Linked DNA regions of Homo sapiens: all the other regions are linked to region 3. A link is a contact called in ENCODE Hi-C or POLR2A ChIA-PET data. All regions are on one chromosome and are shown on one strand. The core of a region is the stretch at or near the end of the contact, and the rest is flanking DNA. Distances in the headings are between cores, read along the strand shown.

Region 1 (2,700 bases), core at 51-2,550, 2.4 Mb after region 3:
CCTTGTAAGTCTCAAGCCCATGTACTCCTTCCTGGGGACGAGAGATTAGGATACACCACTTCCAGCCCAGCCCCGTTCTTTCTGGAGGAATCCTTGAAGCAGAAACTGAAGGTGAAGAGAACATACAGAGAGGATGGGACAGGATGGACACCAAGCTGGGGCCTCAGGAGGCGGCCCAAAGACCTCAGCCCCGAGCACTGCAAAGGAGCAGGTTTCCAGATATGGTCAGGGCACCATCAAGAATGGATACCCTTTCTAGGGCCATGTCTGGTTATAATCTGTTCACTTTGTTCAGTACAAACGATCACTTCCAGAGCAGAGGCTGGGGTGGAGAGTTTGGAATTTAAGTTTTAACACGTCCTAGAGCCAGTCTCCTTGAGGGCAGGAACCTTATTCTCTTATTCATTACTGCATCCCCAGGCCTTGGAAAAGGACCTGGCTCATAGTTGGTTCTTATTAATTCTGAGAAGGGAAGGAGGAATGACTTCCTTCCGGGGACCCTCCTCAAGCTGGACTGAGCCAGGTCCTATGACCACCTGCGGAAGAGCACCGCAGGGTTTGGGGCCATCTGCAGCAAGACAAGGTGTCATTCAGGCTCCCTGCAGCTCAGCTCTAGCCAATTCTCCTCCTTCCCGCCATGCACACTGCAACTAGTGGAGCAGTTTTCCAGGGTGGCACTTCCCTTTCCCACCCTCCCCCGTTAGGAAAAGCCCTTCTTCTCCTGAGCTCCCATCGCTGCCTGAACCCCACTCGGCCTGGCCCTGCAGAAGCGAAAGCCAGGGACCGGATTTCTCCTGAAGTCTTCTCTGCCAACGACAGTTCCTCTTCCACTCTCCCCCACCCAAGGGCCGCTCCTCTTACAGTAGACAGCGGTGCCTGCATCGAAATGGAATTCAGGAGGAGCACGTGAGGGGGAGGGGAGAGGTGCATTTTGGAGGAACTTGATAGGAGGTGCCTTGGGACACCCTGGAGGCGACGAAGCTGCGTCTCTCAGACTGCCACTCTTACTCCTCGCCCTGTAGCAGAACCCCAACCCCCGGCCTGAGACTCCAGGGATCGGCTGAGCTCGCGGGCTAACGCTGTGAAGCCTGCCCAGCTACCGTGACGTCACGAGACCCCCGCTATCTCGTTGGTGGCTATTTCCTCTCCCGCTGTGGTCCCTGGAGACGCCGGAGGAGATTTCCGTGACAACGGCAAGCTGGCTGCAACGAAGCCGCCCACGTAGGCCTCCCCGGCCTGCTGGAGGAGAGGGGATCCCCCGGGGCAGAGGCGGCTACACCCGGAGAACCCGGAAACCGGAAGCGCAGATCCTGCCGGCTCTGGACTAGCCGCTCAGCACCAGGGCGGAAGGAAGACGAGGCGAGGCAAGCGCCAAGCTTCCATCCGGACTTCAAGGCCAGTGGCTGGGTCTGGTTTTCTCAACACGGCCTCCTAGTCTCCTTCCCGCTTGGGCATCTGTTTTTCTTATATAGACCCTGAAGCCGCCCGTGATGTTCTGTAAGCAGGTTCCGCTTCAGAATCAGAGGTACTTAAGAGGGAACCTGGATGCTAGACCTGCCCTTGCTGCTGGCCTCAGTTTCTTTACCTGTAAAACAGGGATTTTGGAACTGTTAAATTAAATCAAACTTAAAAGAATTACAACTTAAAGCTGCTGGAACTTTACATGATCCCGAGCCTTGAGAGGAATGTGGCTATGCAGCCTGAGTCATGTGGCATGCAGATGCAACCTCTGCCTTTTTCCGCTGTAAATAATTAAGAAGACCAAGTAGCATCCAAGGTAAGACCCCTTTAGATCATTGTCCCTCCTCACAGTCATAATCTTCCTTGGAATGTAGCAATCTGAAACCAACCACATCGTTGTAGGTATGCAACTTGCATGCACATTTGTAATCCTGCTGGAATGTCCCTGCCTCCGTCTATATAATTGAAACCTTAACTTCACCTTGGAAACGCTGACATCATTTGTTTGGAGTCAGCGCTTTCCTGGATGGCCATCCTCAATCTTTGTGTTTAAATAAACTCTATGCTTATTTACATTTTCTGAACTTCATTGTTTAAGGTTGACAGAATGCAGGGGGCAGGGGGACAGTGCAGTGGAGGGACATTAGAACCCCTAGAGTCCTGTGACTCCCAGTCAGAGGGGTCGCTCAGCTGCCAGGTGTCTTTCAAGGGTTCAAGATGAAGTGACGTGCCCCAGGTCCCACAGTGAGGAAGTGGCTGAGTCAGAACATAGGTAATTTCCAGAGCTTCTAATTAGCAATTCACAAGGAGATCCTTCAGAGCCTCTGCTTCCCCATTTGTAGAATGAGGATTGTAAACCCTTCTTCAGTGGGATGCCCCTAGAATTATGTGAAACCACTACAAAAAGTGCCAAACACATGGCTTTTAATAAATGGCCATTATGTCTTTAATTTTTAATAAAGAAAATGGGTTCTTATTAAATTTGTATTCTGTGTTGGGTCATAATGCTTATTCTTCTGTTAACTCGTTCCTCTTTAAGCTAGTCTGGCTTCCTGGTCTTCCTCTCTCCACCTCACCTCCCACTTCTGGAATTCCTAGGGCTTCAGCTTGCTTCTCTCTTACCCTGGTCACTTCACTCTCCCCTCCAGTAGATCTTGAGAGGTCTGTACCTTAATTTGCTAGTCTCCTTCCCGTTCCAGGCATCAGTTTTTTTATATATAGATTTACCCTAGGCCAGGC
Region 2 (2,807 bases), core at 21-2,520, 2.6 Mb before region 3:
ATAATTGTGCCTGAGCTGGCCTCCATAGTTCATTGAGTTTGATGCTTCCTGTTGTACGCAAAAATTGCCATGTTGGTTCGATGAGAGCATGCCTGCTTTTTCTACTACCTGTGGTGTTTTGAGTACCTATATTTGTATTGCACTTACAGTGAAAATTATCTAATTATATTATTCTATTTAATTACAATTGCATCAAGCTCCAATAAACAATCCAAATTTCACTGAACTGAAAGTTGAGTGCACACTTTGAATAGTCACTCCTTCTGTTAGGTTGGTGCAAAAGTAATTGCCATTACTTTTAGTAGCAAAAACAGCAATTACTTTCGCACCAACCTAATATATATGTGCACAGTAGGCAGTTTGGCTCAGGTACACTTATTCAAAACATTGCATTAAGTAAGATAATACATGTTAAATACCTAGCACACAGCCTGGGATGCAGGTGTCGGCCAGTGTTTGTTCCCCACTTCCTTAGTGACAAAGATTAGGCTTAGCTACTTTTTGGGAAAGGTGAGTGCCACCAGAAAGATGAGGCCAAGGCCTTATCAGACACACTGGAACACAGCCTTCCCAAGGAATAAATCCAGAATATTTTGTGTATGAGTTCTGGCTCTGAAGCCCAGCCTGTTCTTACACTGACCCCCCAGTTTCTGCCTTGATCAGCCACCCACTAGGCTGGGCATTGCTTCCTCTCACTCTGCTATCTAGTGACCCAACCTCGGCCCAACCCTCCAGCTTTCTTCTGGCCATGCGACTGTTCTGCTAGTCTGCTCCGCATATCTGCTCCTACCTTCCGATGCCTCCTCTGAGCTTTGGCTCCACTCCCCACTCAGCACAAACAACTTACTTTGCCCCAGTATGGGGTACAACAGCTCAGACTCTTCTAGAGGTCTAATCCTGGACACCTCGTTTGCTTTATAAGCACAATCTGGAAAGAAGAGTTTCATTGCTCAGAGCCCCTCAGGAAGCAGAAGAGGAGAGTGGTGAAGAGAGCATTCATCCTCTGGAATGACCATAACTGGTGTTTCAATCCCAGCTCCCCTCCATACTAATACTTGGGTGAGTTACTCACCAGGTCTATGCTTCAGTTTCTTCATCTGTAAAATGGAGGTTGTAAAAATATCATCTACCCCATAGGGTTATGGTGATGATTAAATTAGTTCTTCTATAGAAAGTGCCTGCAGCAGTGGTTAGCATGTGGTAGGCACTTTGTATGTGTTATCTGTTATGTCTGTTTGCTCTTACTAACATCTATATTTCTGAGTCCTAGACCTCCCCAGAGAGTGTGAAGTTCATGGTGTTTCATGGGAACAGATGTAAGCCCACTTGCTGAATCTCTCTCTGAGCTAATAATTAACAAATACATTGCACAGTAGCTTACCAGGAAAGCCTATACTGGTCTGAACAAGAAGAAACTTGCTGAACAATTCTAAAGCTCACTTCTCAATATAACAGCAGCCCTTGCTCAACATGTTGCCCATATCTTCAGTACCGTGCAGAGGTCACAGCCATCATATTCTGCCAGCTCTTCCCCTATGGGTTGAGCAACCATATGTGTCTTCCCAACCAGGACATTTTTCATTTTTAGCTTCTTGTTTTGACATAATTTCAGGTTTACAGAAAATCTTCAAGAGTAGTACAAATACCCCCATGTACCCTGTACACATATTCCTGAAATGTTAATATTTTTCATATTTGCTTTATCATTTCCTCTATCAGTCTATCTATAATACCTACCTATCTACCTATCCATCCATCTAAAAATGTCCCAGGTAATCAGCAAACCTGCTTTAAATGTCACCAATTATCCCAAGAACATCCTTTTTAGCACAAAAAACCCCGAATCATGTATTGTATTCAGTTGCCATGTACGTTTAGTGTTCTTTAACTTAGAACAGTTCCTTGGTCTTTCTTTGTATCTTATGACATCAACATTTTTAAATAGCATAGGTTAGATATTTTGTGGAGTTTCTCTCACTTTGGGTTTGTGTGATGTTTCCTTCTGAATAGATTAAGGTTATGTGCTTTTGAGAGTTATACACCAGGAATGATGCTATGTTCCTCTTAGTATATAGTATCAGCAGACACAGTATATCAATTTGTCCCATTACTAGTGATGTTATTGTCAGATTTCTCCACTGTAAAGATACTATTTTTCCTTTTGCAACTGACAAGTATTTTAAGAGTACATAGCCATCCTGATACTCCTTAAACTTTCACTCACAGCACTTACCATACAGTGTAGATTCCTGTCTGAATCAATGCTATAAAGGTTTCCAAATGATGATTTTCTAATTTCATTATTTCTTCTATACTTATTAGCAGTCTCTCTACTTTAAGGAAGAAATTTCCCTTCTCTCCCATTTTTAAATTTACATCATAGGTTCTTCTTTTATTCTGTGGGTTATAATTTGTTGCCATAGTTATTTCTTTTTATGCCTAGATTGCTGACTGGGGTCAGCAAGAGCCCTACAATTTGGTGCGTGTTTCTGTTGACATGTTTCTCAGCATTTTTGGGCATGTCCTCACTTGCCAGCACAACATGATGTTCCAGGCTTATCTTGTCCTTTTCCCAGCCCCAGGCCAGGAATCAGCCATCTCCAATGAGCCAAGTAAAACCATGGCATATTTAAGAGAAAGGGCCACAGGCATAATCATGGCGGGTATAAACTGAAACTGACCTAGAAATGCTGGGTCATATTCCCAATCTACCACTAGATGTCCTTCCACACCTCAATAGTTCTTCACAGGAAGCAGTCCTGGGGCATTTGGAAATGGTGGGATATTTGGAGTTATCACAAAGACTG
Region 3 (2,725 bases), core at 9-2,508:
GAATTTCCCATATAGTTTTTTAGTTTTGGGTGACTGCAATGGCTTTGAACCTTTTAATGCTCTTTGTAGTCTTTCTGTTGCACAGTAAACCCTACTGAGAAAAAAATTAAGCCTGTATGGCCATTCCTGTAGAAGCTGTGTGTTGGGGAAACGAACACACTTGCCCTGGTGAACCGTGTGTCCCCTCCCCTACTGCACTCACAAGCCCAACAGATGGGCCAGTGGAGGCCAGGGCAGATCAATGGGAGAGAAACACCAAACAGCTGGAGAAACGATCTGCTTCCACTCCTCAGCCCCTTCCTTCCTCACCAGAAAAGCTGTCCTCTGTCCCGCTAAGTCATTATCTACTGATGATGGATAATGGGTTTATAATGATGATGGGGATAGTGGAAAGGGAGCTGTTCATCTCATATTTTTAATGTTGAGTTGTCTCTGATAGAAAAAGACATAGACCACATTTTCCCCTTGCATTAGGTTAGGCAGAAAGGGAAAGGGCTTCAGGAGGATCACCCACTGAAAGCAGCCCTTCCCTCTTGGCACTGCTGTCTTCCTGGAGCCCTCTAGTCTTCACTTTTTTTTTCTTTTTCTTTTTTTGAGATGAAGTCTCACTCTGTCACCCAGGCTGGAGTGCAGTGGCACAATCTCAGCTCACTGTAACCTCCGCCCCCCGGGTTCAAGTGATTCTCCTGCCTCAGCCTCCCGAGTAGTTGGGATTACAAGCAGGCACCACCTTGCGTGGCTAATTTTTGTATTTTTAGTAGAGATGGGGTTTCACCATGTTGGCCAGGCTGGTCTCGAACTCCTGACCTCAGGTGATCTGCCCACCTCGGCCTCCCCAAGTGCTGGGATTATAGGCGTGAGCCACCACACCTGGCCTAGTCTTCACTTTTGAGAACACCGCCCTGCATGGTACACTGAACCTCAGAAGGGGCCACCGAAATAGGCTTTGGGTAAAAGTTTTGCTCTTCTCTTCTTTGTGCTACCATCCTTCTTATGCCAAACAGACTGAAATTGTCTCAATACCTTTAGTGTCTAGGTCAAGGAATACATGAAGTCGGTGGTGTGGTCAGCTGACATTATTCAGGATGTATGAGTGTCCAGGTTTGCTGAAGCCAGTCTTTGTTTCCCATGGGAGCAGCAGTGGTGGGCACATGTCCCCCCACCTGCCCTACACTGGAGGGTCTGGATGGATGGGTATATGGTGGGGGTGTCATTTCAGGTTCCCGTATCAGGGACCTGATGGCCATTCTGAAGACAGCCCGGGGCCTAAGAGGAAGTTTGTGGCTTCAGAAATGAGGGAACACGGTGTGTTCAGAACAGAACATGCAAGCACTCAGCAGAAAGAGAATAAACAGAGAATGGAATCCAGTGTGGAGGCTCAGTATTTCATTTTCTGTACACGCTAGCCATGTATGCTAATCTCAGCAACAATTCAGCCCATTTACTTGACAGGTGGGGAAATGTGCTATTAGCTACGGTTGGCTTGCAATATAATGGAAACTTGCAGAGAAAAGTCTTTGCTTTCCCAGTGTCTGGCATTGACATCATGAAGGCTAGGGGACAGCTGCCAGAAGGAGTGGCAGACAGGCGCCTAGAGCAGGCATGGGGCTGGGCACCGTGGACACGCACTTTACTCACTCTTCTTCACAGCCCTGAGTGACAGGTGTTATTATTTGCAGTAAATTAATGAAGATACTAAATCTTAACTAGTTTAAATGACTTCCTTCAAATCCTTAAATCCTCTCAGGTTGATAGAGGCCTCTTTAGTATGAGAACTGTTACAGGTGAATTGTGTCCCCCTCAAAATTTGTATGTTCAAATCCTAACCCCCAGTAGCTCAGAATGTAGCTGTATTTGGAGACAGGACCTCGAAAGAAGTAAGTTAAAATTAGGTCTTCAGGCCGGGCCCTAATACAGCATGTTTGTCTATTATCCTTTTAAGAGGAGGAAATCTGAACACAGAAGGTACAGAGGGGAGACCACCTAAGAACACAGGGAGAAGACAGCCATCTGTAAGCCAAGGAGAAAGCCCTCAGAAGGAACCAACACTGATAACACCTTGATCTCTGACTTCTAGCCTCCGTAACAGTGAGAAAACCCATTTCTGTTAGTTAAGCACCCCAGTCTGTGGTACTTTTTTATGGCAGCCCTAGCAAACTAATAAAACACAAAAGGCAGAAAGCGTCAAAGAAGAGCCTGATGATTTGATACAAGCAAGCTTAAAAACTTCTGAATTCCAAAAACCTTTATAAAAATTTAGAGACAGTGCTCGCTTCAGCAGCATATATACTAAAACTGGAACAATACAGAGAAGATTAGCATGACCCATGTGTAATTTTTATATATTAAAGTATTTAAAAAATTTAAACACGAATAACAATCTGAAAAAAAATTTGCAATAAATGTGATCCAACCTAGTATAAATATCCTTAATAAGGATCTCATAAATTTGTCAGCTGGGCGCAGTGGCTTGCGCCTGTAATCCTAGCACTTTGCAGGGACCAGGCAGGTAGATCACCAGGAGTTCTTGCCTTCTGCTGGGGATGAAGCTGAAGCTGAAGCTGTCTGCAGCCATGCTCCCTCCATGGGGAAAGGTCATCCACAATAGGAAAGAATGAGGCAAGGAGAAGCAAAGACAAGTCAAGAGGAAAACATTCAAAAGGGAACAAGGACAGAAGGCCTAGCTATGTTCAGTTTCTGTTGAGTTTCCTAACACTTTTCCTTC

Evidence for each region. A loop is a pair of places that touch in the nucleus more often than their neighbours do. ChIA-PET counts read pairs that join two places held with the same protein, here RNA polymerase II (POLR2A). Pooled maps may share reads with other maps.
Region 1: a loop to region 3 is called in a pooled map, with 5 times the contacts of the local background. The contact joins the promoter of LINC00265 here to the enhancer-like site in region 3. A Hi-C loop is called at or near these places in 1 of 168 maps with a recorded cell type or tissue (naive thymus-derived CD4-positive, alpha-beta T cell), 1 of 37 single-sample maps with no recorded cell type and 5 of 50 pooled maps. POLR2A ChIA-PET finds 5 or more read pairs at or near these places in 1 of 52 experiments (OCI-LY7).
Region 2: a map with no recorded cell type shows a loop between it and region 3 (5-fold over the local background). The contact joins the promoter of NPSR1-AS1 here to the enhancer-like site in region 3. A Hi-C loop is called at or near these places in 2 of 37 single-sample maps with no recorded cell type and 2 of 50 pooled maps.

What each region holds. Positions count from the first base shown.
Region 1 is chr7:39,732,268-39,734,967 of GRCh38, forward strand. It overlaps LINC00265 (long intergenic non-protein coding RNA 265), which reads left to right and starts at 1,301. Exons shown (of 12, transcript NR_026999.1): 1 at 1,301-1,777. RefSeq lists enhancers at 704-803, 894-963, 1,121-2,320, 1,254-1,333, 2,525-2,700.
Region 2 is chr7:34,757,002-34,759,808 of GRCh38, forward strand. NPSR1-AS1 (NPSR1 antisense RNA 1) reads right to left here and starts at 1,271. Exons shown (of 4, transcript NR_033665.1): 1 at 1,073-1,271. All of the region lies in intron 2 of NPSR1 (neuropeptide S receptor 1), which reads left to right.
Region 3 is chr7:37,348,878-37,351,602 of GRCh38, forward strand. The region is part of intron 1 of ELMO1 (engulfment and cell motility 1); the gene reads right to left. It also overlaps the pseudogene RNU6-565P. Among named protein-coding and RNA genes, the nearest start is that of ELMO1, 99 kb to the right of the region's middle. Within about 2 kb of position 1,259, at least 4 of the 41 ENCODE cell types and tissues checked have a DNase peak (open chromatin) inside an H3K27ac peak, as active enhancers do.